Linked DNA regions of Homo sapiens: region 2 is linked to region 1. Evidence: read pairs that join two places in POLR2A ChIA-PET (ENCODE). Cell type or tissue: OCI-LY7. All regions are shown on one strand.

Region 1 (8,000 bases):
GCCACCACTCCCAGCTATTTTTTGTATTTTTAGTAGAGATGGGGTTTCACCATGTTGGCCAGGCTGATCTCAAACTCCTGACCTCAAGTGATCCACCCACCTCAGCCTCCCAAAGTGCTGGGATTACAGGCATGAGCCACAGTGCCCGGGCTAAATAGACTCATTTAATATGTACTTACTGAGGATGGACCATGTAACTAATTGCTGTAAAAGTCATTGTGAACAAAGACTAGGTCTTTTTGTGTGTGTGTGTGGGGGGGACTTTATATTCAAGTTAAGAATATAAGACCTGTACATATTAAAATACAATTCAAGACTATATTATTATGCAAAACATATGTGTATAATTCTATTTAAAAAGATAACCTATTTTTTTAAATGGAAAAAGATTTGAACACTTTACTACAGAAGACACACAAATGGCCAATATGCACATGAAAACATACCCATCATTAGTCATCATGAAAATAGAAATTAAAATCTCAATGAGATACCATTCTACATCCATAAGGATGGCCAACATTTAAGAGACTGATAGTAAGTGTTGCCAAGGATGTGAAACAATCAGAACTCTCATACTGTGCTGCTAGGAATGTAAAATGGTACAACCATTTTGGACAACTGTTTGCCAAACAGTTTCTCAAAAAGTTAAACACCAGCCATATGACCCAATCACTCCACTCCTAAGTATTTTCCCCAGAGAAATGAAAACACCTCCACAAAGACTTGTATAACAATATTCATAGAAACTTGCTTCATAATTCCTAAAAACTGGAAACATAAATGTTCATCAACTGGTGAGCAGATAAACAAAATATGGTATAGCCATACAATGAAATACTACTCAGCAATAAAGAGTGATGAACTACTGAGACATCCCATATGGATGAATCTTAAAATCATTGTGCTGAGTCAAAGTAGTCAGACACTAATGAGTGCATTCTCTGTGATCCCATTTATATAAAATGTAATCTAATCTGTGGTGACAGAAAGCAGATCACTGGCTCCTGGGGCTTTGGGCAGAGAAGATTTGGACTGCAAAGGGTACAAGGAGTCTTTTGGGGGTGATGGAAATGTTCTGCATCTTGACTGTGGTGATGGCTTCAGGGTGGACACACTGCCAAAACTCTGACTCAGACACTTTAAATGGCTGCAGTTTACTGTACATAAATTCTTAATAAAGTTGATGAGGGGGAAAAAAGACTGTAGTATAATTTGTTTGACTTTTTTCCAGGTTCAATTTGAACTTTTAATGAACATCTGCTATGTGCAAAGTATTGTACAGGGTACTTAGAACAAAAAGATTATAGATTTTTATCAATACAGGGTAAAAGAGTAGATTTAAGCTGCAAGCAATAATACTAGCTAACATTCTTTGAGGCATTTACTTTGCACCAGGCACCGTTTGGCACACCTTATGTTCTGTAACACATTTAATCTGCATAAGAACCCTGGGAAGTTGATGCTACTATTATTTCCATATGCACGGTAAGAAAATGAGGCTTAGAGAGGCTAAAAAAATGTTGCCCTAGAAAGGGATGGAGCTGGGACAGAAAGTAAAAGTCTCACACCAGAGCCAAGCTTTGCCCACTATACCTCACTGCCTCTTCAAGCAACTTCCTGGCTGTGCACTTTGAGGACCCCAACTGGTCCTCCTGGAGGTTAGGAAAGGAGGTAGGGGACAATCCAGGTTCCCTTTTCGGTACAGACCAAATTTTGAACTGGAGTAGAGGTAGCAGTGACACACTTATCATACAGGCTGGAAATAGGTACATGCTGACATCTTAAAGTCATTGTTATGACAATGCTATCTGCCTGTCAAAAATTTCAGGGGGAAAGAAATTGGCTTCCCAAACCCAAACTTATCAATTTGGCTTCCCAAATTGGCTTCCCAAACTCAAACTTAACAATTTACTGTGTATTCCAGGCCCCATTAAGGGACTTGGGAGAGACTTGTTGGTCCTGTTTCCCTTCTCCTGCCAGACCCCTGCCTAGGCTAACACAGAGCTCTTCATTTTCTTCTGTCCTTGGAGAACAAGTGTCGAAGGGAAGGTTTACTCTGCCCTTGAAAAGACAGGGAGAGAGATGGGGTGGGGGTAGGGAGGCAGAGAACTAAACTCTCTCTAGAGGCTGGCATGTTCACCCCAAGAAACCCTCACTGTCCTCCATGCTGCACTCACTTCCCATTACACTCCATCTCCCAATGATCCTGTCTTCTGCTTCCTCCTTTTCTAGCAGACATTCAGCTCGTAAGTTCCACAAGCTTTTTTATTTCAGAGTTGCTGACAGTGAGCAGGTCCCTATACTGAGGATAATATATTCAAAGCTTTGTTCTTGTTTTTTTCTTAATTGGTCAGTCTCCCTGGGGGTTCTCTCAGTTTTCACCCAGACTCCTGGGTGAGAGGGCTGAAACAGAAATGCATGGTGAATGCAGATGGCTTGTTTCCTGGCCGTCATCACACACAGGGGTCACATGAAGGCCAGATATTGCCCAATTAAGTTCCCTAAGGTGGGAGGTTAGGCTGAGTTGGAGGAGGACAGAGGACTGCACTCAGAGTGGCCAAAAAATTGGCAATTACCTGCAATCTCAGTTTTAGGGCCCTTTGCTGTACTTGATAAATGGCAGGAGCTTGATAAATGAGAAGAAAACAAAAATGCAAAGAGGATATTTTAAAATAATCCTCACAGAGTATTATTTTGCAGTTAGTGTAAGATTCACAGAGCATACTAAACAGGCTGGACGCATCACAAAACACACAGGCAGCTTCAATGTACTCTGGAGAAAATGAAACAAAATCTCCACTATGGATTGCTATGTGTGAAACCTCAAAGGGCTAAATGAGGCAGATGCTATAGGAGCACATTTCATTTGTGACTACTGATGTTTAATGTAAGAATGGTACTTGCATTAGGCAAATCTTTACTGTCATCCATGTGACTTTGGTAAGTTCATGAGTATCTATCAGATGTTTCCTAACATATTTCAACATGTAAACCTCATTAAGTTCAAACTGAAACTTATTTAATTTTAAAAACCTATGCTATTAAAGGGCTAATTGAAACATCACTGATTGATGAGGTAATGCATTTAGTTTCAGTTTAGAAAAAAAAAACATAAAAAGGTACACAGTGATTAATCTTCCCAGTTCTTACCATTATTAGTTTATATCCTTTCAGTTTCTCTATGAATAAAGTATGAATATATGATCTCATTTTCACTTTTTATGTAATAGCATACTGAAATATTTTTAACCTAGTGATGACCAATACAAATATAAAAATTGGAAGAGCAAAACAGATAAATAAGCCTTTTACTTTTCCTCGACTTTTTGAAAAGCAGAAATGAACTTCCTGCCACAAAAATCACTCAACAATGCCCAAGCTTGTGCCTCAAGGCTATGTTCGTAAGACAAATATAGAGGTCATAGTAGGGTACACACACATTTTTACTTACACGCTACATTTCTGAAAGCTTTTGAAAATTATAGGAGTGATAATTTTGCCCTTCCCAAGTATCAACACAATAATCACAAAATTACTTTTATTCAGACAAGTATCAGGAAGACTTCTGAACCAATGACAGCCACACCTCAGCAAAAAACAAAACACACACCCTGTGTATACTCTGGGGTCAGGTGTGGGAACCTCTCCATCTCACATCCCTCCCACCACGTACTCTCGCCCACTGTCCAGGCCCCTGGAGGTTCTTATCAAGGGAGGGCTGTGCAATATTTATCTTTGTATTCCAAGGGCCCAGCATGGAGGAAGGTTGGCACATTAAAGGAACTCGGTAAGTCTGCTGAAAGAAGGATTTTTGGCTTAAACTTTAATGTAACAATAATTGTGTAAAACCCAAGAGTGGGGATTTTAAAAATGACATTATTAGAACCTGAAAACACTTTCTGGCACTCCAAAATGATAAAAAGGAAGTAGATGGCGTGAGGGAGTGGGGGAAGGAGCTCACTTAGCTTCACTTTCTCCTGACTTGCACAGCACCAAATGAAGACCTCTCAGGGAATCACAGAGGGCCCTTCAATCAGGGATACCACTGTTTATAATCAAAGTATAGCTGTGAACATAAGAAAGCCTCCCAGAGATGTTTTTTGACAAATTACCTGGCGTTTTTGACAAATTACCTCCCAGGGCTTTGCCAGGGTAGGCTGACACTAAATAAAGAACAAAAAATTAATGTCTTTAAAGCAAAACAAAACAAAAACAAGTATTACTTCTATGAAAAATGAAATAGGATCACAGAAATCTAAAGTGTGTCTCACATCAACAGCACCATCTTTTTAGTCATACGCAACAACAAACATTGGCCATAAACTTCAGGATCGATTTTGCACACAATTAAAATGTGAATTTCTATAAAAATTTGTATTTTCTTCTGTATAAATTTTTATGGATAGCCAAAATGCCTTTAGGAAGTATAATCTTAGAAAGTATAATTATATATACATATATATGTGTTATATATAGTATTAACACATACTATATATGCCCAGTTCTCACCATTGTGTTATAGTATTAACACATATACTATATATACACTATATATAATAGTATATATAGTATAGTGTACGTATAGTATTAATACATATACTATAAACACATATACACATATAGTATATGTGTTAATACTATAAATACTATGTGTATATAGTATACATACACACATATATAATACATATATGTTACTACTATATATGTGTGAATATAGTATATGTAGTATATGTGTTAATACTATATGTAACACATATATAATTATACTTTCTAAAAGTATATATGTATGTGTATATATACTTTCTATAGTGTACATATGTATAAATACACACACACACACATATATAGTATATGTGTTAATACTATATAAATATATGATATAGTTTGGATGTTGTCCCCTCTAAATCTTGTGTTGAATTAAAATCCCCAGTGTTGGAGGTGGGGCCTGGTAGGAGGTGTTTGGGTCATGGGGTCGGGTCCCTCATAGCTCGATGCTGTCCTCATGACACTGAGTGACTTCTCACATGAGCTGGTTGCCTAAAAGTGTGTGGCACCTCCCCCTCCACTCCCTCTCTCTTGCTTCTGCTCTGGCCATGAGACATGCCTGCTCCCGCTTCGCCTTCCACCATGAGTGAAAGCTCCCTGAGGCCTCCCCAGAAGCTGAGCAGATGCTGGTGCCAGCTTCCTATACAGCCTGCAGAACTGTAAGCCAATTAAACCTCTTGCCATGTTGTCTTTCTGTTCCAAAGTCATTGCTAAAATCAGATTCTTCCAGCATGGTCATTTTACCTGCTGGAACAAAGAGAGGCCTAGAAATCACAGAAAGTTTGAGTTTTTGCCATATTTTCTTAACTAGATAAGCATTAGAGGACACCATCACTCAAAGCTGTCAACTTGATCATTTCATGTATTTATCACAAACTTCTGCTCCCTTAGAAAAGACAGTAATTCTTTAAGAAACTCTGTCCTGGTTCAAGTGAGTAAAATCTTAATTCACTTGGGGAGATTTGACACTGAAAACACAGTGTTTTTTTTTTTTTTTTAAGTAACCTACTAAGAAATTATTTATTGGTGGCCTATAAAACTCTGTTCAGTCTTTACCTTGCTAATGATTTATTTTCATTAAAGTAAATGATCATCTTTGGGGAGGCATTTTATAAAAACATATTTAGGAGAAATTTCTTTGATTTATGCTATAAGGTAAATGTTGCATAATTTCTTGCCTATGTGAATTGTAGGTTTCCACTTTGAGAGAATTCTCTCAATCTAATAATAAAGACCAAGGGCCAGAAACACTAAGATAAACAATCGGAATTTTAAAATGAGCTAAGAAACAAGGTTTGTATGATACCAATGGGATGTGTGTGGAGTGTTAGAAAGAAAAAGGGCTGTTGGAATAGTGCTTCAGATATTGGCTAAGTTTGACATACTCAATGTAGTATTACAGAGGCAGCTAGCTGAAAGATGGCCTGAAGTCAGGAAGAATAAAACTGTTCTTAGATATATATTCTAACTTAATTCACTGTAGAAAAAAGATACTTCTCACAGGAGAGAAGAAAATCAATTTGTCCTTTAAAGTGAAATTGACTAAAATAAGAAGTAAACACACACACACTATTTAGGGTAAACTCCATCCACTCTGGAGTCTGCCACCAAGGTGATAACCTTCTAACTGTCAGAGGAATTGGCCCCAAAGTCACAGGGAGTGTCCTGAGCAGTTTCATCAGCCACATCGGAACTTTTTACATCATTAAATGCCAAGGGAAGATGCTTCATAATGAACCAGAAACCTGGTTCATTGTTTGGGAAGATCAGAATAGTGGCAGCTCTCCACACTTGCCACTCCTAAAAGTTAGACTGATAGCTATGAAGTGGGCATCTGCAAATATAAAAGCCACTGTCTGGGCTAAGTACCAGTCTCATTATGGAACAAAGCTGCATTCATTGCTTCTACTCAAGGAAAGACATCCTGAGCCAGAGAACATCTACCTAGTCCTGATCTCTGCACATTAGAGGGCTCAAGCTCTCGCATGGCATTAAGTATTTTCTAGTGATTCTAGACCCACACAGTGGTGCATTGGGATCCCGTTTTCCTTTTAGCTCTCATTTCAAAACTGAAGATCCACTGCAGTAGGCATCTGTTTTCATTACACTATCTTCAGTCAATAAACTTTCAGTAGCTTCTTATTTCCAAGTTCCAACTACCCCGCCTGCTTTTCAATGCTTTTATTTTCTACCACTGCCCAACACACCTGGCCAGGCCAGTGAAAATTCTGCCTGATCCTAAAGCCTACATTCTTTTCAGCAAAATTTCTGGTTTCTCTCAGTGTCTTTTAGCTTCCTACAGCACACTGGACTTCAGAGAAACTTTTTTTCCCCCTTTGGGTCACTGGGGGTTCAGGAAATGCAAACCACTTTCGCTATCAGACTAAGCAAAATACCAACACTGTAAGTCTTTTACAAAATGAGCGGTTTTCCATCGGACTTTACTAGGACTCAAGATCCTTCAAGGGGCATCTAGCACAGACCTTGGCCAGAGCAGACTTTCAAATATTTGTAAAATTAATTAATTCTCTAAACCAAACAGAATATTTAAATTAGTCCCAAATTTCCCCTTCCAATTAATCTAGAATTATTCACTGCAGCTTCAAGAGGTCCCTGTAAATAAAGAAAAGATGCTGCATAAGGAAATCAACCTTCTGAATTCCAGAGGACAATCTCACAGCACTGCTCTAAGATAATGCACTGTCAACAGATACCAGCTACAGAGCAGGAGTGAGCCTCTCCCCAAAGCAAGAGCACCCGGAAGACCATTCCATTAACAGAAGCTCTGAAAATCCGTAAAAGAAGTTCCAGAGTTGGGCATGTACTAAAGCATCAAGTAATCTTCTGATTTTTACAAACACTAAGAAAAATAGTAAGGACAAAAATCTTTATTTTTGGAAAACCTCCTTTGACAGTATTAAACCTAGATGATACTAACAAATACATAATAAAGACATGAACGTAGACTTTTGCAATCTATAACTGCTGTTTTGGGGAATGTGATGTGAAGCCTATGTTCTGATAAAAGTGAGCCATGTTACAATAGCCTCTATTGAATGGAACACACTTTCACAACTCTTTTATACACACACGTGCACAAAAAAACACACACACATGCACAATATTACGATATTTCTCTTTGTTTTCCTTAACAACAGCATGTTTTTTAAAACTGGCAAAGCTGGATGTTATGGCCAATGCTTTAGGCTTAAATTTTAGTTTTGCTTTTCTCTGCAATCCATTTCCTGGGGCCAAGTAATTTTTTTTTTTAAAGTATTCAGAAACATGTGCTACTGTAGTCGCATGCTCAAAACACCCATGTGGAAATAGTCCTCTAGACTTATACATTCATTCTTAAAAGCCTGGAGTATACAAACAAAGATGCAGTGGGCAGAGAGCCAGTTAATAAATCTCATTTCCAACTAGCATCTGCATGAAACAGAGCTATGGGG
Region 2 (8,000 bases), 55 kb after region 1:
GTCCATAAGTTTCCTGTTTGAGCCAATGTGAAGACCCCAGGATGCTGACATAACAACAAACAGCCTTGCTCTTGGGCTCCCTGCTGTGGGGTCTGCCTTACAAAGGAATCTACTTTCAAAAGGTTTGGGGGCCACATCAGTAACTAAATTCCTTGATAGAAAAAAAATTCATGCTAAATTCCACTCAACTGGGAAATATCCCAGTGAAGTTGTGGAGCCGATACCCCAATTACACTGTCAGGGATTAAAACAACTACTGGGGAAATCAATATATTAATGGAAATAAATCCAGGTAACATATACAACTTGAAAATATTTCTTAAAGGCTTTTCCTTTAGTAATTATACTTGTTTATAGCTCTTAGTTTTGCAAAATTATTTTATATATATCACATCACCCAGATCTTGAAAGTGTAATTCATTTTGATTGTTTATTTGTTTGAGACGGAGTCTCACTCTTGTAGCCCAGCCTGGAGTGCAGTGGTGCAATTTCAGCTCACTGCAACCTCAGCCTTCTGGGTTCAAGAGATTCTCCTGCCTCAGCCTCCCGAATAGCTGGGATTACAGGTGCCTGCCACCACGCCAGGCTAATTTTTGTATTTTTAGTAGAGACGGGGTTTCACCATGTTGGCCAGGCTAGTCTCGAACTCTTTACCTCAGGGGATCCGCCCGCCTCAGCCTCCCAAAGTGCTGGGATTACAAGTGTTAGCCACTGTGCCCAGCTGAAATGGTAATTCTTTTATTACTTCTTCTAGAGGTTCACTCTGCTTGCCTTTTAGTTAGCTGCTTTTCTCTCCTTATGCTTTTTCCTGAAGAGCTCTCATGTGGTACCAAGTTGAAGAGTCAGAGCTCTAATTGTGCTTCTCAAAGTTTTTAAAAATCATCTTCCTCACTCCTCCTCCCCACTCACAAGGAGTCTTTGTATCCCCTAAGGATGCTAAGAAATCCTTTAGGATCCCCTAAATGCTATGGAATAAGATTTTGTCCATAAAGTTTAACCTTTGGAGGCCACAAGCCATTGCAATATCCAATTTTCATTCCCCTTGAGAGTTTATGCTGTAATCCATTGGAGCAAACAGGCATTATTGAGCATCACTATTTGTCAGGAGAGGTAGGGATACAAAAATGAATAAGGAGGATACAAAAATGAATAAGGGATACAAAAATGAATAATGAATGAATGTTGCAAGTTGTAAACCTCCCACCCCCCTTTTTTAAGCATAACGCCATGAAAAGAAGAGGATTACTAACTCCACTCTTTAGGTGAAGAAACTGAGGCTCAGGAAGCTTGTTTCTTGCATGAGATCACACAGCTAGTAAAGGGGAGAGTTGAAACCCAAACACTGGTCTTGTGATTCCAAATCACAGGCTTTTCTCATGGATCTATTCTACCGTTTTCTTATGTTTATCAGGCTTCCTTTGCATATTGTTTTTAAATTCAATTTCATATATTTGAAGCAACAGGGCACCACATTTCAGACCTCTGAAGACTTCGTATACAAGGTTTCTATTCTTTCATTTGTTCAACATATTAGCCACTTATGAGTAGCTACAGTACATCAGGGGCTCTGGTGCATCAGCTCATTTACTCCTCCCAATAACCCTATAAGAGGTGTTATTCTTTATCCCATCTCATAGATGTATGAACTGAAGCTTCCAACCCATGTTTGTTGTACTTTGAAGCTGGGACTCTTGAGTACCACCATACACACCTATTAGATTCCAGGTACCATGTTGGGTGCTGGGATTCTAAGGGTGAACAAGACACAGAACAGCCACCCAGGACTTAAGTCTAGTTGGGTAACCACTTAAGCTCTGCCTCCTGTCAGATCAGCTGCAGCATTAGATTCTCATAGGAGTGCGAACACTATTGTGAACCGTGCACATGAGGGATCTAGGTTGCCCGCTGCTTATGAAAATCTAATGCTTGATGATCTGAGGTGGAACAGTTTCATCCCGAAACCATCCCTCATCCTCCACCCTACCCCCAGTCTATGGAAAAATTGTCTTCCACAAAACTGGTCCCTGGTGCCAAAAAGGTTTAGGACCGCCGAGGTAATAAACACAAAATAATCATATCACAGGGCTGTGAAGGCAATGATATTGACAGCAGGGGTGGAAAAATTCCTGACTGCTGTTTTCTTGGGGAGCATATAGAGTTTGAAGATCATTTGTTTTTCTCATTCTGAAAATTAGAGGAAAACAAGCATTTTAACTATCAGGTTCATCTGTGACAGCGCTTTCCTGACTTTATGAATCACCTGGGAATTTTGTTACAATGCAGGTTATGATTCAGTACGTCTAGCCGTTGAGGGGTGTGAGAATCCGCCTTTCTAAAATCTTCTAGGTGATGCTGCTGGTCTAAAGACCACACCTTGAGTTGCAAGGCACACACACACACTCTCTGTGCTTCAGGCTCTTTCTAGAATCTGCTATGGTGACAGATTAACATGCGCTTGGTAAAGGAGCCATTCACTCACATGATCCCAACTGAGATAAACTAATGTATAGCTTAGACCTTACTACCAAACAATGGACACAAACATATAGCTTAGACCTTACCCCCAAGCAAGCAAAACTAAGGATGTGAAGTCCATCCTTGGTGCACACCACTTTTTTCTTGCTCCTCCTTCCTGCAATTATTCCTAGCCCCCAGTGGTAACATACTCACCCAGAGTTCCAGGTTCTTAGGGAAGTTCTCCCCTTTTGAAGATGATATGTATTTAATTGATTAACTAGTTTGTGCAAATGCATTAGAGAGTGTTTTAACAAAAATTTGTTATTTTTTCCTCTGCTGACTCAAATGGCTGTCTCTGGATCTTGTTACATGAGCACCCTCAGTGAAGCCACTGTTATTTTCTTGTGTAGGCAATTGGATCAGATGAAGCTGCCACACATATATCCAGTGTGCTTGAGAGATAGGAAGATGCTTGGAAGTCCTGCCAAATTCTGTGACTAGCAAACAATGAGCTAAAAAACTTAAAAACTGCATTACTTGATTCCACAACTGTATACCATACTGGGACCATTATTCTGCCTAAAAGTGTCAGGCTCAAAATGAATTTGAGATTGCCCATACTTTATAATAACATTCCTCTCTTGGTGCACTTGCATTTTCAAACTGAGGGAAAAGAAGCGCCCACTGATGCTAGAATATCAGGAGTCCTCACCTACAGGGAGATGTGTCCAGAAAATGTATTTACCTAAGTTTTTAAAACCCAATGCATGTTTCTATGGAAATATGAGTTGGTTAGAGGTTAACATACTGGTATAAGTTAATACTTTTATGGGTTAAAGGGATCTTTGAGGGCTACCCTGAGAATTCAACTATCATTTGTAAAGCTGCCTGGTATAAAGAGCATTGGGACTTGGGGTATCATCCCCTGGGTTTGAGGTTTTCCCAATTATGTGACTTTGGGCATGCCACTTAAACTCTGGGACCCAGTTTTTACAGTTTTCTGTAAAGTACAGCTCCTTAAAGAGCTGCTGTTACATATAAAAATTCTTTAGCAACTATAAATTTCTATGTACATGGAAAATACTTATTAAATTTATCATTATTATTATTGAATTTGAAAATATCTCCTGATTATAGGGATATAAAATATTACAATAGAATTAAATCTAGGGAAAACTAACAGCTTAAACAGAATGGGAGGGAATACCTATCTTCAGGGATCATGTGGATGCGGCCTCGATGAAAAGGGCCCCAAGAAATCCTTGGAACAGGACCTTCTCTGGCCTTTCTGGCCCTGCCAAGGCCTTTTTTGCTGCCTCTTCTGTAATACATGACCTTGGCAGCCCCAGTTTGACCATCATTTCTCTAAGGTTGGCAGCCTAGGAAAAGAAAAAAAAAAGCAAAAAACAGAAGCCAAAAAACAAAACTATTTTTTGACCACAACTGAGACTTCTTCTGTTAGCTTAATGTTGAATAGTGCTCATAAGATTGTTGTACAGATTACGTGTTTTGTAGCTATCACTTCATCTAACAAGTGCTTAATATCTTTATTTCCTTCAAATTTTTTGGAGCCTAGAGAAGCTTGTTTTTCTTCTTTCTTGCCCCTCCCCATCCCACATGGTTTCCTTTTTCATTCCCCATGGGGACAGCAAATGTCTCCCCATCCTCCCAGTTAGTACAATGTACTGGAGAGCCAGGAAGCAGCTCAGATGATCTGCAAAGCAATGTCAAAAGCAAATGATGTGCTATAAACATTTAAAACTTTGCAATTACTAGTGGTTTCAGTAAAAAAAAAAAAAAAAAAAAAGAAAATCCATGCCTCAGTTTTTCCTCTATAAAATGGCATTAAATGAGATCATCTCCAAGGTTGCTCTCAGCTCTAAAACACTAGGATTCATTTAATTTGTTATTCGACATAAATAATGAAGGGCATATATTTCAAGAATTATGTACTGATTTTGTGAGACCCTCTCTGTCAACCCTCTGATTATGCCAGACATTCAAAATGGGTAGAACACAACTAGCTTCATTTGTTCCCATCAGGAGTGAGAAAGTGTCATGGAGCTGTACCTCTGGTCCAGAGTACAGTAACACCACGGCCTGGCCAGGAGAAGGCTTTGCTCATCACAGACCCCTCTTTGGGCATCATTTGGCATTAACTTTTAGGTGCCAGGGCCATAAGAGAAGAAATGATTCCGACTTCTGTTCACAACTGTTGATGTATGGTCTTTCTATACTCACAAGCATGACTCAACTACAGTCTTAAAAAGGGGAAGTCCCTTTGATTAGGCTCAAAGAAAAGGTTGTTATAGTTGGTTCACTCCCTGTGTTTTAAGTCTATTTTCTTCTTGTTCTTGCATGATCTAGTGCCTCAGGCAGGTGCTGTATCAGTGCCTGGGCCAGGCACAATGGCTCATGCCTGTAATCCCAACACTTTGGAAGGCAGAGGCAGGAAAATCCCTTGAGCCGAGGAGATCTAGACCACCCTGGGCAACAAAACATGACCTTGCCTCTATTAAAAGTAAAAAAAAAAAAAAAAAAAAAGGCGGGAATGGTGGTATACACCTATATTGCCAGTTACTTGGGAGGGTCACTTGAGCCCGGGAGTTTGAAGCTGCAGTGAGCTATGTCTGTATCACTGCAATCCAATCTGAGCAAGAGTGAGATCCTGTCTCACTCATTCATTCATTTATAAATAAATCAGTGTCCAGTAATTGTGCAGTAGCACAAAATCACAAGATTCAGGCCTTAGTGTCTTGACCTGTATTTTGAGGCAGCACAATCCAACTCACTCCTGGGCTCCATCAGTGGTTCTGCTTTTTCCATGTCTTCCCTTATCGCTAATGGGATATGATATATGGACTCTTTATTTGTCAGCCTATGAGGGAGAGACAACCCAACACTAAAAACCACATGCACAGGGAAACGTGAGCTCAGGAAGTTTTCTGAGTGGGTGCTTTTTAAAATGTGTCTGATCTGCCGGAAATCACACCGCTTTCGTATTTTGAACAGCTATAATGGCATTCTCCATATGTTAAATGGATGTTTAAACTTATCACTGCATCTGCCTATTCCAATTTAAAGAATTCAATGTGCTAATGGACTATCAAAACTGCATGTTTTCCTCACGTTTAAAATGTAATTTATGGATTCCCCAAAGGAAAAAAATATAGTTCCCACTCTATTTTCTATTATATTTTATTATAAGAAAATGAATTAACAAACACCTTTCACAGCACTGGGATATTTTGTGGAGAGTGGATGGGTAAAGTTATGTAGGATGCTTTCATTTTATTATGAGACCAGAGGTCACAAAAGTGAATTGAGTTGGCTTAGATTGTACTTTAAGCACAGCTGGGGCAAGAACTAGGTCCCTTGACAATCAGTTCAAATTAACTTATTGTTCATATAATAAAGAACAATAAGAATGATGTGCTCAACTTGCAAAAGTTTTGAGTGAAGATCATTGCACAGACTTTGAACTAAGAGGGGTAGTTGGAGACAACCATTCTTTGTCTTACTTCATGTTTTCTTTTGAATATTTTAGTAGCTATTGCTGTCTCCACTTTATCATTTCTCTAATTTTACTTGTCTGTAATACTTTTGCTGTTTTAATTTTTTTAATCTCTAGAGCCTCTACTCATGATAGTAACAATATTTACATAATTTTTCAGCTAGAGAAATCAGCGTCCAAAAGTCGCTCAACCAAAGTCACACAAAATTATTAACAGGGTGGTAACAAAGCTCAGGGCTATGAATCATTCTTTAATGTTAAAAGAAAACCCAAAACATAAAAAACGAAAAAATTCACACAGCTTTCAGATTCCAATAGCAACCCTTAAAACACCACTAGGCCTCACAAGAACATAGTGTTAAAAATCTCTTCCCATTGGGATGGGCCACAAACTCCATGGGAAAATATGACTCAAAATATGACTTGATATTATAGAGCACAGAACACAACAATTGTTTTACCTATCCCGCATGGCTTACCTGCGTCAGATTGCTCAACAAGTTATACTCTAAAGGTGCCAGATGACTCCTAACAAACCCCACCCAAGGTCCCAGGTCTGGGCAAATTACCATGAATAGCATCATCACAGACACTCAGATAAGAGATTCCAGAAAGACAGCCTGACATACTCTTCCACAAAAGAGATGAACCTAACTCCAATTCACAATGCTCCTGGAGCTGTGTCCATGGTGATGGGTAAGTATAATATAGCGGTAGACTCCCAAGAGGAGAAAAAAGGCCACGCATTCTGGAATATGATTATACTCCCTTTAGTCTTGCAGTCTGTGTGGCTAATTGTGAGAGCTGTGGGTAAGCAGTACCAGGAGCCTCTCGTTCCTTTCAAATAAGGCAAATAATAGTTCTGTAGGACAGACGTTTCTTGTTTCTGAGCACAACTTGGTTCCAAAGCTCTACTCGGTCTCTCCTGTTACTCAAAACAGGCTCAGTGAACGAACACAGAAACAGAAAACCAAATGATGCACACTCTCACTTAGAAGTGGGAGCTAAACAGTGGGTACACATAGACGTAAAGACGGGAACAATGGACACTGGGGACTACAAAAGGGAATTGGGAGAGAGAGAGAAGAGGAAGAGAGGGGAGGAAAGAGGCAGGAGGAGGTGGACAAGGGTTGAAAAACTACCTGTTGGATACTATGCTCATTACCAGGGTGATGTGTTCAGTTGTACCTCGAACCTCAGCATCATGCAATATACCATTGTAACAAATCTGCATGTGCCCCCCTGAATCTAAAATAGAAGTTGAAAAACAAAAAGCAGAGGCTCAGGAGCTGATCCTCCCCCCATCAGATTATCTGTCCCCAAGTTCACAAAACATTCCTTCCACAATGAAAAGACCAAGGGATCCATGAATACAGCGAAAGCTCCCTATAGTTCAGTTATTGCTTAATTTTTTGTGTGTTTCTTTTTATAGAGATGGAGTCTCAGTATATTGTCCAGGCTGGCCTTGATTTCCTGGCCTCAAGCGATCCTTCTGCCTTGTCCTGCCAAAGTGTTGGGATTATAGGCATGAGTCACCATGCCCAGCCTGATAAATCTTAATATAACTTAGAAACATCAGTGTAGAAGTACTGTGCTTTTGACTGTCTAAAATTTTAAAACAAACATCTAAAAAAATTCCCTAGGGCATCAGTGGTTTACACTGAACGTAGCGCTAGATGAAATTTATCATAGATGAGAGTCAGGATTGGAGAAAAAAGTCACATCTGAGATTTTTAGATAAGAAGTGTGGATTTTTCTAAATGAAAAAAAATGACCTACATTAAGATTCCAGACAAAAATATCCCAACACCTGTCAGAGTTAGAAATCAATTCTCCAAGAGTCCACCATATATCTTTCCTAGTGTTCCTTACCCTCTCCTGTCAGACAAGCATTCTGTTCCTTCTAAACCCTTACCAAAACCTGCCAACTGGTCAACCCTCACACCAAGCCTCAAATGCCATCCCTCCCAGAGGTATTAGTATTTAACAAAGCAGAAGAAATGAAGTTTTTGGCAGTGGACTTCCAGAA

Evidence for each region. ChIA-PET counts read pairs that join two places held together with the same protein. Peaks named below come from ENCODE experiments on the same cell type or tissue, not always from the same donor. Only the 100,000 strongest peaks of a DNase experiment are listed, where the experiment ranks them.
Region 2: POLR2A ChIA-PET joins it to region 1 with 8 read pairs; 8 of 35 experiments call an interaction of 5 or more read pairs at or near these places.

The regions. Positions count from the first base shown.
Region 1 is chr18:35,045,263-35,053,262 of GRCh38, reverse strand. The region is part of intron 1 of MAPRE2 (microtubule associated protein RP/EB family member 2); the gene reads right to left. Among named protein-coding and RNA genes, the nearest start is that of MAPRE2, 7.8 kb to the right of the region's middle. RefSeq lists an enhancer at 2,387-2,887. In OCI-LY7, no CTCF peak of the experiment used is centred here; no DNase peak of the experiment used is centred here; H3K4me3 peaks cover 2,420 bases; H3K27ac peaks cover 1,997 bases.
Region 2 is chr18:34,990,257-34,998,256 of GRCh38, reverse strand. It overlaps a transcript of MAPRE2 not described here. Among named protein-coding and RNA genes, the nearest start is that of MAPRE2, 47 kb to the left of the region's middle. In OCI-LY7, no CTCF peak of the experiment used is centred here; no DNase peak of the experiment used is centred here.